Linked DNA regions of Homo sapiens: region 1 is linked to region 2. The links are chromatin contacts, found by POLR2A ChIA-PET in ENCODE. All regions are on one chromosome and are shown on one strand. Each heading gives the region's core, a stretch centred on a gene start or an enhancer-like site at or near the end of the contact. The rest is flanking DNA. Distances are from core to core; before and after follow the strand shown.

Region 1 (5,072 bases), core at 1,616-4,115, 2.2 Mb before region 2:
GCCCGTTGAGAAGCTGTGGGTGTGGACGAATCCTCCACTGCCCATTTCTATGGTTCCTTTATATGCACAAGATCGACTATATATAAATAATCTGCAAGTCAGGTATTTCTGAAAACAAGTTTTATTTAAATAAGGGTTTAAATACATTACACATAACATTAAAACTGAAGGGGAAAAAAAAACCAAAAACCAGTTTGTTACTTCACATGGCATTGGGCAGCTGCTGCTATTAAGTTGCAAGCTCTACAGCTAGCTACATGACTGATGGATCAGTTTGAGATTTGTTCCCTTGTCAAAAGTTTAACTCTGATAGAAGGTTGGCCTCACATTCTGATGTTTGGACATCCCTTAGCTAGGATATGTCTGGTCGAACAGACCTTTGTGGCAAGCCAGATGTCCTATCACCTCGCTAGCGGTAAGAGGGCCTCTTTGAGCTCTGTCCACCTAGTCAGGTTGGAGACACCAGGGGATCTACCACCAAAAGCTCCCTTCTAGTAGTACAGCTGGTGCTTCTGCCTTACCCCATCCTCTCCTCTCAGATTCACCGAGGACTGTTCAGGTGGTAACATTCTCTTAGGGTAGGGAACTCTGCAGAGGGAGAGCTGAGGAGGTTCCGGCCATAGTTGTTTGTAATCTTAGGGCTCTGGGCTTGGCTGAAACATGACGGTATTGCTTGGTTTCAGGCTTGACACTGCCAGGCGCCTATTGCTTGACCTCTGTTTAAATGAGGGACTTCAAGACTAGACAGCATGGCTCTTTTCAGTTTATTGCATGAAGGAGTTACACTAGTCCAAGTTAAAAGCGGACCCCAAATGGTTACATTATACAAGCTGTGAGGTTTTTAAACCTGTGACAAGGGAGAGAAGGGAAATTCTACTCATTGCAAGGAAATCCTCACTTAAGCTTCAGTGAGCCACAAGCACTTAAAACCCATGAACCTTCAGCTGATCGTCCTTAGCCAGTCCAATCTGAAAAGACAAAAGGGCAAAGTTTTAAATGGGGGACAGGGAGAGTTAAAGCCTCCATTTCTAATGGCAACAACCCTGTCTTCCTGCTACTACACTGCCCAAGAGCCAGGGGTGCGCACAATGGTTCAACAGAGGGTCCTCAGTTAAGAGCTACCTTTTTTGAACACTCAGTGCCTTCCAAGGTTCTGAATTAGTGTGAGAATGAGACTCATCAGGTATCTGAAATCTCTTCAATTATATCAAGAGCTGATCATGTAACAGTATTTTAGTATTAATACTCAGGAAATTCATTTTTAAAAACTCATGTCCTTACAAATACAGGAACAACCCAGCATTTGGCTTATTTTACAATGCATCTATATGCTATTCAAATTTGCATCTGTGAAGTAGATCCACAGAAACAGTAAACCAAAGGTAGACAAGTCCCTTCTGCTTTTTCCTATAAAACAGAAATAAGTCTATGTACTTTAAAACCCAACTGAGGTTTTGCTCAGCCTTACAAAGCCAACTTTTATGTCCCCAGCAGAAGCTAACAGACAGGATCTGAGATTTGCCAGCAGAGAGGCACAAATCAAGTAGTGACTGAACTCACCTCTACGAGGAACTGGCATATGTTCTTGCGTTGGTCACCCTGTAGCTGAATTACTTCTCCATATTCCGGATGCTCAATTACAGTACCATTGCAGGCAAACTTCTGCAAGCACAAAGGAAAACGAATTAGGCCTAGCAAGAGCATGAACGCATTTATCACCCCTTCCGCTAACAATACATACAACACAGCTGGCACCCCCTTGTGGACAAATCCATTATGACTTTCCCAAAATCTCACTGAAGACCTACTTTCTTAAACGCCTTCACTAGTTTCTTTTTATCGTAATCATCAGCGATCCCTTGGACAGTAGTAAGGGTCTTCCTGCCGTTTCTCTGTTGAATTCTTATATGGATATAATCCTCAGTGCCAGCAGGAAGCAGGTCATCACCCTTACTTGCATCAGCAAAGGGGTCTGAAAAAAAAGGTTAAGCTCGTTCAGAGCTGTCAAAGATAGGATGCCACTGCCATCCCCTCGGTCCCCAGGTGTTTTGCGCGTGCAGAAAACAACACTGAAATCGTCAGGGCTTGGGCCAGGCCGAATGTGTCCTTTGCTGGCTCTCCCCGAGCAGGTCAGTCCGGGACGGCCAGCTTCCCCAGGCTCGGGGAACGCCCGGGCCTCCCGCCCTCCCTGGGAAGCCGATCACATGTCGGGGGAGTCCGGGCTGCCAGGCGGTGCCCCACCCAGCTGATGCAACCCGCCGGAACCCGAGCTCCCGAGGCGGGGCTAAGCCTCCCACCCCCATTGGTGCACCCGCTTGCCACTTAGGGCTGGCACCGCCTTTCCCTCCGGATCCGTGACAACGGGTGGTGACGTAACGGACGTGACGCAATGGTGACGGGAGGGGCGGGTGTGGCCCGAGGAGGCCCAGGAGCCATTAGTAAATGCGCCACTGAGACGCCGGGCCCGCCCAAGGGCTGACCTACCGCCTGCTCCTTCCGGTCGCGCTCAGGGTCCGACCCCGGGGCCCAGGCCTTGATCCCGCTGCCCTGCGACCCTGGTCAAGTTTCCCCTGCCCGAGCTTACGAAGGCCCGGAGCGCTTGGCAACTTCCCGGAACACGTCTCCGGGCCCGGAAGGCCCCGCTGCCCCACCCGGGCCCGCGACCTTTCCCATAGCTTACCGAAAGAGTGGAGGTTCTGGATAGCGGACATACGATACGATTCCTTTTCCTCGGTGGAAACGGCCTGCGGAAGGCGGCGGCGGCGGTGGCGGGAGAAGGCGGGCAGGGGGGAACGGAACGTCGGGAAGCGAGGGGGCTCAAGGGGGAGGCTGCTGAATCCTCGGCGGCGGCTCAGTGACTGGGGCAGAGGGGCGGTGCCTGTGTTTAGTTATATAGCCGCGCCTCTGACGCCAGCGCGCTGCCCTCACGTCCTGACCCCACCCACAGCGTCGTGCCCCAAGCGCCCAGGCGGCGCCGCTTCCAATTGGTTTGGAGGCGGGGACATGGGATGGCGCTTGCGCAGGAAGTCTGCGGCAGGAGGGCGTCCTCTTGACTCTAGGAGAGCTGGGAGGGGGAGGGAAAGCTTGATCTGTCTCGGAGCCTGCGCAGTGCGAGTGGACGGTGTCTGGGTGCCGAGAATACCGGCCCAGGTTTCGAGCGCGCCTACGCACTGTGTCCTTTGGTACGTTCCACCTTCTTGACCCTGTTGCATCCCTGTCTTCTCGAAAAGGGGAGTTTCATATGGTAAATGAACACTCCTTAGAGAGGATTTAGATGATGAGCCTCCCAAACACGAGAAATCCCCGTTGTGTCAAACCCACCTACCTACCCACCCTACTACCCACGGAGTCACAGCGGGATTTAGGGCGGCACTTTGATTAATCAACATACAATAATATAATCAAAACGGTAACCGCATAATTTAGATTGCCATTTAGATTTATTCTAAAGTGGGTTAATCCGATCTAAAATTTTCATTTAGATTAGATTAATCCATCTAAGGAAAAAGTGTGCCCAGCTCATTGGCATGAGTTCAAGGTATAGTAACTGGTTCTGGGCCCCCCCGAGAATAATTCTGGCACCAGAGGGCGTCCTTCATGTGGCACAGCTTGTGTGGAGTAGAGCCTTCCTAGAGTTTAGATGAAATATTTCCTTCAAAACAGTCAACCTTTCTTGCTTTCAGTTTATTTATTTCAACACTCAGTTGTAGGGGTAAGTAGAGTGGTGAAAAGAGACCAGGAATTTTAGACTCAAAGGCCTCCGGGGATAGGCAGGTAAGTAGGATCAAGGAGTGCAAACAGCCAAGTGTGATGTAATGGGGTGGACTGGGGGCTGGAGTAAGAACTACGGGCTGCAGTGGCCGCTCACCTCCAGCCCATTGTGCTAGATCTTTTTCAAGAGTGCCAGGAAATCCAGGTGTTTACATAAAATCTCTTGATTTTTAAATATTGCCAATAAATTGATTTTTTTTTTGAGACAGAGTCTCACTTTGTCGCCGAGGCTGGAGTGCAGTGGCACTGTGTCGGCTCACTGTAACCTCCGTCTCCTGGGTTCAAGCAATTCTTCTGCCTCAGCCTCCCGAGTAGTTGGGGTTACAGGCATCCACCACCACGCCCGGCTAGTTTTTTAAAAATATTTTTAGTAGAGATGGGTTTTCACCATGTTGGCCAGGCTGGTCTTGAACTCCTGACCTCAGGTGATCTGCCTGCCTCGGCCTTCCAAAGTGCTGGGATTACAGGAATAAATTGAATTTTTGATACAACACTGCAAGCCAAACAAAAATATGCATGCCCATGGACTGCTGGTTTATGTCCCTGACAGTCAGGGTCACTGCCCTTGTGGAGTTGAAGGCCAGCGGGAGAGAGAGCCACTAAACAAATAATAAGATAATGAGGCTGGGCGCTGTGGCTTATGCCTGTAATCCCAGCACTTTGGGAGGCTGAGGTGGGCGGATCACCCGAGGTCAGGAGTTCGAGACCAGCCTGGCCAATATGGTGAAACCCTGTCTCTACTAAAAATACAAAAATTAGCTGGGCGTGGTGGCGTGTGCCTGTAGTCCCAGCTACTCGGGAGGCCGAGGCACAATAATTATTTGAACCCGGGAAGAGGAGACTGCAGTGAGCCAAGATGGCGCCATTGCACTCCAGCCTGGGCGACAGAGCAAGACTATGTCTCAAAAAAAAAAAAAAAAGGATAATGACAGATTGTGAGAGGTGCCAAAAAGGAGGTAAACAGGGTGATGTGAAAGGGCCAGGCTCCTTCAGATGGGGTGGTCAGAGAAGGCCTCTGGGGAGGCAGCATTCTGGCTGACAGAGGGTAGGAAGGAGTCCACTGTGGGGCAGGGCATGTGCCCACCAGAAAACTCAGAAAAACTCTGAGGGAGGAAATGCTAGGTGTACCTGATATATATATGTGTATGTGTGTGTATATATATATATATGTATATGAGTGTGTGTATATATGTGTGTGTGTGTATTTGTGTATATATGTATATATATATGTATGTGTATATATATATATATATAGACAAGGTCTCACTCTGTCACCCAGACTGGCTGGAATGCAGTGGCAT
Region 2 (4,705 bases), core at 204-2,703:
AATTTTTTGCCTATCTCAATTTATTAATAAGTGGTAGAGAAATTTTGTGCCAAGAGCCAGGTGTGGTGGCTCATGCCCGTAATACCAACACTTTGGGAGGCCAAGGCAGGCGGATCAGTTGAGCCCAGGAGTTCAAGACCAACCTGGCCAACATGGTGAAACCTCATCTCTATTAAATAAAGATACAAAAATTAGCTGGGCATGGTGGCATGTGCCTGTAGTTCCAGCTACTTGTGAGGCATGAGAATTGCTTGAACTGGGGAGGTCAAGGTTGCAGTAAGCCGAGATCGTGCCACTGCACTCCAGCCTGGGTGACAGGGCAAGACTTTATCTCAAAAAAAAAAAAAAAAAAAAAAAAAAATTGTGTCATGCACATCCTCAGAAAAAATAAGACATCTATAGTACAACAGACTAACTCATGTCTACAAATAAAATCAGGCCAGATAGGTCTTCTCTATTCCTTCACAGTATCAGATGGTTGAAAAAGATCTGAGAACCTTAACCACAGGCAATCTTCTCTATTTTTATGACAGGTAGTTATAAAGGAAAATATTGGTGCTTTGCATGAATATTTCCTAGACCACAAAGATCTATCTCTTGCAATGTATCTTTTTAAAGAATACTGTTAACCCTTGTGTGTGAATTTTCCATAAAAGAATGTCATTTACTCAAAATATAAGAACATAAATCTCAACAGCTATTGACTCCTGCCAATTTTTATCGTTTTAATCCCTTGTAAATCAGACAGAACAATACAATATAGGTTAGTTTGTACCACATCAACCAGAACTGGGATAGTCAGTGGAGTAGATAATGATCATCTGAAACTTTCTGTTGAAATACTGGGAGAGATGAACATGCAACATTATTATAATCTGCACTCAGATTTTTCCATCCTAGAAACAAAACTTATTATCAGAAAACTCTTTGAGTCACAATGTAATATAGATTCTTTTTTTTTGAGACGGAGTCTCCCTCTATTGCCCAGGTTGGAGTACAGTGGTGCAATCTTGGCTCACTGCAACCTCTGCCTCCTGGGTTCAAGTGATTCTGCTACCTCAGCCTCCCAAGTAGCTGGGACTACAGGCGTGTGCCACTACGCCCGGCTAGTTTTTTGTATTTTTAGTAGAGATGGGGTTTCACCATATTGGCCAGGCTGGACTCGAACTCCTGACCTCATGATCTGCCCACCTCAGCCTCCCAAAGTGCTGGGATTACAGACATGAGCCACCGCACCCCACCAACATAGATTTTTTAAATTATTCTAATTTTTAAGATGTTCAGCGAAAAAAAACTTGTAATTTCTCAACCACTGTCGGAATATTCTTTACAAATCTCAATTCCTCATTATTCAAAACAGATTTCTTCTTGGTTTGGCTTCACTAGAAGAACAAGAAAAATCAGGCTGAGCATGGTGACTCATGCCTGTAATCCCACTACTTTGGGAGCCAAGGCAGGAAGATTGCTTGAGCCCAGGAGTTCAAGACCAGCCTGAGCAACATAGTGAGACCTTATCTCTAAAAAAAATAAACAAAGTTAGCTGGGAGTGGTGGCATGCACTTCTGGTCCCAGCTACTATCGAGGCTGAAGCGAGAGGATCACTTGAGCCAGGGAAGGAGGCCAAGGTTGCAGTGAGCCATGATTGTGCCACTGCACTCCAGTCTAAGTGACAGAGCAAGATTCTGTTTCACAGAAAAAAAAAAAAAAAAAAAAAAGAGGCAGGGTGCAGTGGCTCATGTCTGTAATCCCAGCACTTTGGGAGGCCAAGCGGGCGGATCACCTGAAGTCAGGAGTTCAAGACCAGCCTAGCCAACATGGTGAAACCGCATCTCTACTAAAAGTACAAAAATTAGCTGGGCATGGTGGTGCACTCCCAAAATCCCAGCTACTTGGGAACCTGAGGAAGGAGAATCGCTTCAACCCAGGAGGCAGAGGTTGCAGTGAGCCAAGATCACCCCACTGCACTCCAGCCTGGGCGACAGAGCAAGACTCTGTCTCAAAAAAAAAAAAAGAAAAAGAAAAAAGAAAAATTAAGGTATTTTAATTGTGTCATCATCATTTCAAATAAATTCAGTCTATGGTTTTTTGTCTGTTTGGAGACAGGATCTTGCTGTGTCACCCAAGCTGGACTGTAGTGGTGCAATCATAGCTGACTGCAGCCTCGAGGCTCAAGTGATCTACCCACTACAACATTCCAAGCAGCTGAGACTACAGGTGCATACCACCACAGCTGCTTTTTTTTTTTTTAAGAGACAGGGGCCAGGCACAGTGGCTCATGCCTATAATCCCAGCACTTTAGGGGGCCGAGGCCGGGGATCATGAGGTCAGGAGATCAAGACCATCCTGGCAAACATTGTGAAACCCTGTCTCTACCAAAATACAAAAAAAATTAGCCAGGCGTGGTGGCACCCGCCTGTTAGTCCCAGCTACTCAGGAGGCTGAGGCAGGGGAATCACCTGAACCCGGGAGGTGGAGATTAGTGAGCTGAGATTGAGCCACTGCACTCCAGCCTGGCGACAGAGTGAGACTCTGTTTCCCAAAAAAAAAAAAAAAAAAAAAAGGGGGGGGATGCCTAAGCTCTGGTCTCAAACTCCCACCTGAAGCAATCCTCCAGCTTGGCCTCCTAAAGTGCTGGGATCACAGGCATCAGCCACCATGCCCAGCCAATCTGTGTTTCATATTTTTGTTTTCTCCAATGTTTACTTTATGAGCTCAAATAAAGTACTAATACAGATTAGGTACTCTCTTATCCACAATGCCTCAAACCAGAGTGTCTGAACTTTTTTTTTTTTTTTTTTTGAGACAGAGTCTCGCCCTGTCGCCCAGGCTGGACTGCAGTGGCGCGATCTCAGCTCACTGCAAGCTCCGCCTCCTGGGTTCACGCCATTCTCCTGCCTCAGCCTCCCGAGTAGCTGGGACCACAGGCACCCACCATCACGCCTGGCTAATTTTTTGTATTTTTAGTAGAGACGGGGTTTCACCATGTTAGCCAGGATGGTCTCGATCTCCTGACCTCGTGATCCGCCCGCCTCGGCCTCCCAAAGTTCTGGGATTACAGGCGTGAGCCACCGCACCCGGCCTGAGTGTTTCAAATTTTTAAAATTTTTAGATTTTGGATTATTTGCATTATACTGGATGAGCATATTCAATGCAAAAATCTGAATACTGAAATGCTCCAATGAGCATTTCCTTTGAGTATCATGTCAGCGCTAAAAATGTTCCTGATTTTGGAGGATTTCTAGATTTTTGGATTAGGGATATTGAACATGTATGAAAAATGTATACTGCTTCTAAAATATTACATTTTTAGCATGTTTATTTCAAGACAGAATGAGTATTTGATAGGTTATGTCCTACCAGTTCAGGATATACAATTTGAATAGAGGTCAAATCCTGTTTCAGTAAATTCCAATGTACTAAAAACCTTGAAAATTTAATGACAGCCTCAAAACTACAATGCTTAACATTATCACCTTTAGCATAGGACACTCAGTATTATAAAGGGTTGCGGACATGTGGTACATGCAAAGTGAGTCTATCATAGGGGAGCAGATACTATACATCACAGTCATTACTTGAAAAGTCACTACCAGGAAGCGCTGATGTACCCTAACTATATCAGTATTTCCTAGTTCCCCATTTATACCTATACACAAATTCACATGTGGTAATTAGGTTTCATAATACATGTGTAATTTAAAAACCTACCAAGCTCTAGGACTGCCAAACTTTTAGAATATGAATAGTATTTTGGAATCTGAACTGAATCTGTGGGTGTAATGGAAACACTTCTAATAAAAATACTGTTAATAAAAAAAGAATATAGACCAGGAATGGTGACTACGGCCTGTAGTCCCAGCTCTTTGGAATGCCGAGGTAGGCATATCACTTAAGGCCAGGAGTTTGAGACCAGCATGGCCAACATGGTGAAACCCTGTCTCTTCTAAAAATACAAAAACTTAGCCAAGTGTGGTAGCTCATGCCTGTAATCCCAGCCACTTGGGAAGTTGAGGCATGAGAATCACTTGAACCTGGAGGCAGCAGTTGCAGTGAGCCAAGATCATGCCACTGCACTCCAGCCTGGGCAACAGAGCAAGATCCTGTCTCAAACAAAAAAAAAAGAAAAAATATAAAATTTATAAATATTTACGCCAGGGGTGGTGGCTCACGCCTGTACTCTCAGCACTTTGGGAGGCCAAGGTAGGCGGATCATGAGAGTAAGAATCCGCCTCAAAAAATAAATAAATAAATAAATAAATAAATAAATAAATAAATAAATTGTAACTGTTTAAAAAACACTAAATTTTTCAATGAGATAATTTGCCCATTTTAACAGCGTAAACTACTTTAAATATAATCCTTTATCTCCTTCCCCTTGAAGTTGGTTGTTTAAAACATGATTTCAGACCAGGCACGGTGGCTCATGCCTGTAATCCTAGCACTTTAGAAGGCCAAGGAAGGTGTATTCCTTGTGTCTAGGAGTTCTACTACCCTGGACAACACAGTCAAACTCCATCTCTACAAAAAAGTACAAAAATTAGCCAGGCATGATGGCACGTGCCTGTAGTCCAAGCTACTTGAGAGGCTGAGGTGGAAAGATCGCTCCAGCCTAGCAGGTAGAGGATACTGTGAGCTGTGCACAGGCCACTGAACTCCAGCATGGGCGACAAAGGGAAAACTTGTCTCTTAAAAAAAAAAAAGAAAA

What was found. ChIA-PET counts read pairs that join two places held with the same protein, here RNA polymerase II (POLR2A).
Region 1: POLR2A ChIA-PET joins it to region 2 with 10 read pairs in WTC11. The contact joins the promoter of EIF1 here to the enhancer-like site in region 2. POLR2A ChIA-PET finds 5 or more read pairs at or near these places in 2 of 52 experiments (WTC11 and naive thymus-derived CD8-positive, alpha-beta T cell).

Annotation. Positions count from the first base shown.
Region 1 is chr17:41,686,678-41,691,749 of GRCh38, reverse strand. It overlaps EIF1 (eukaryotic translation initiation factor 1), which reads right to left and starts at 2,865. Exons shown (of 4, transcript NM_005801.4): 1 at 2,681-2,865; 2 at 1,809-1,972; 3 at 1,561-1,662; 4 at 1-968. The coding sequence starts at 2,711. The coding sequence ends at 924. RefSeq lists enhancers at 1,347-2,255, 2,181-2,270, 2,256-3,164 and a silencer at 2,651-3,040.
Region 2 is chr17:39,483,264-39,487,968 of GRCh38, reverse strand. The region is part of intron 2 of CDK12 (cyclin dependent kinase 12); the gene reads right to left. Among named protein-coding and RNA genes, the nearest start is that of CDK12, 24 kb to the right of the region's middle. Within about 2 kb of position 1,453, at least 3 of the 41 ENCODE cell types and tissues checked have a DNase peak (open chromatin) inside an H3K27ac peak, as active enhancers do.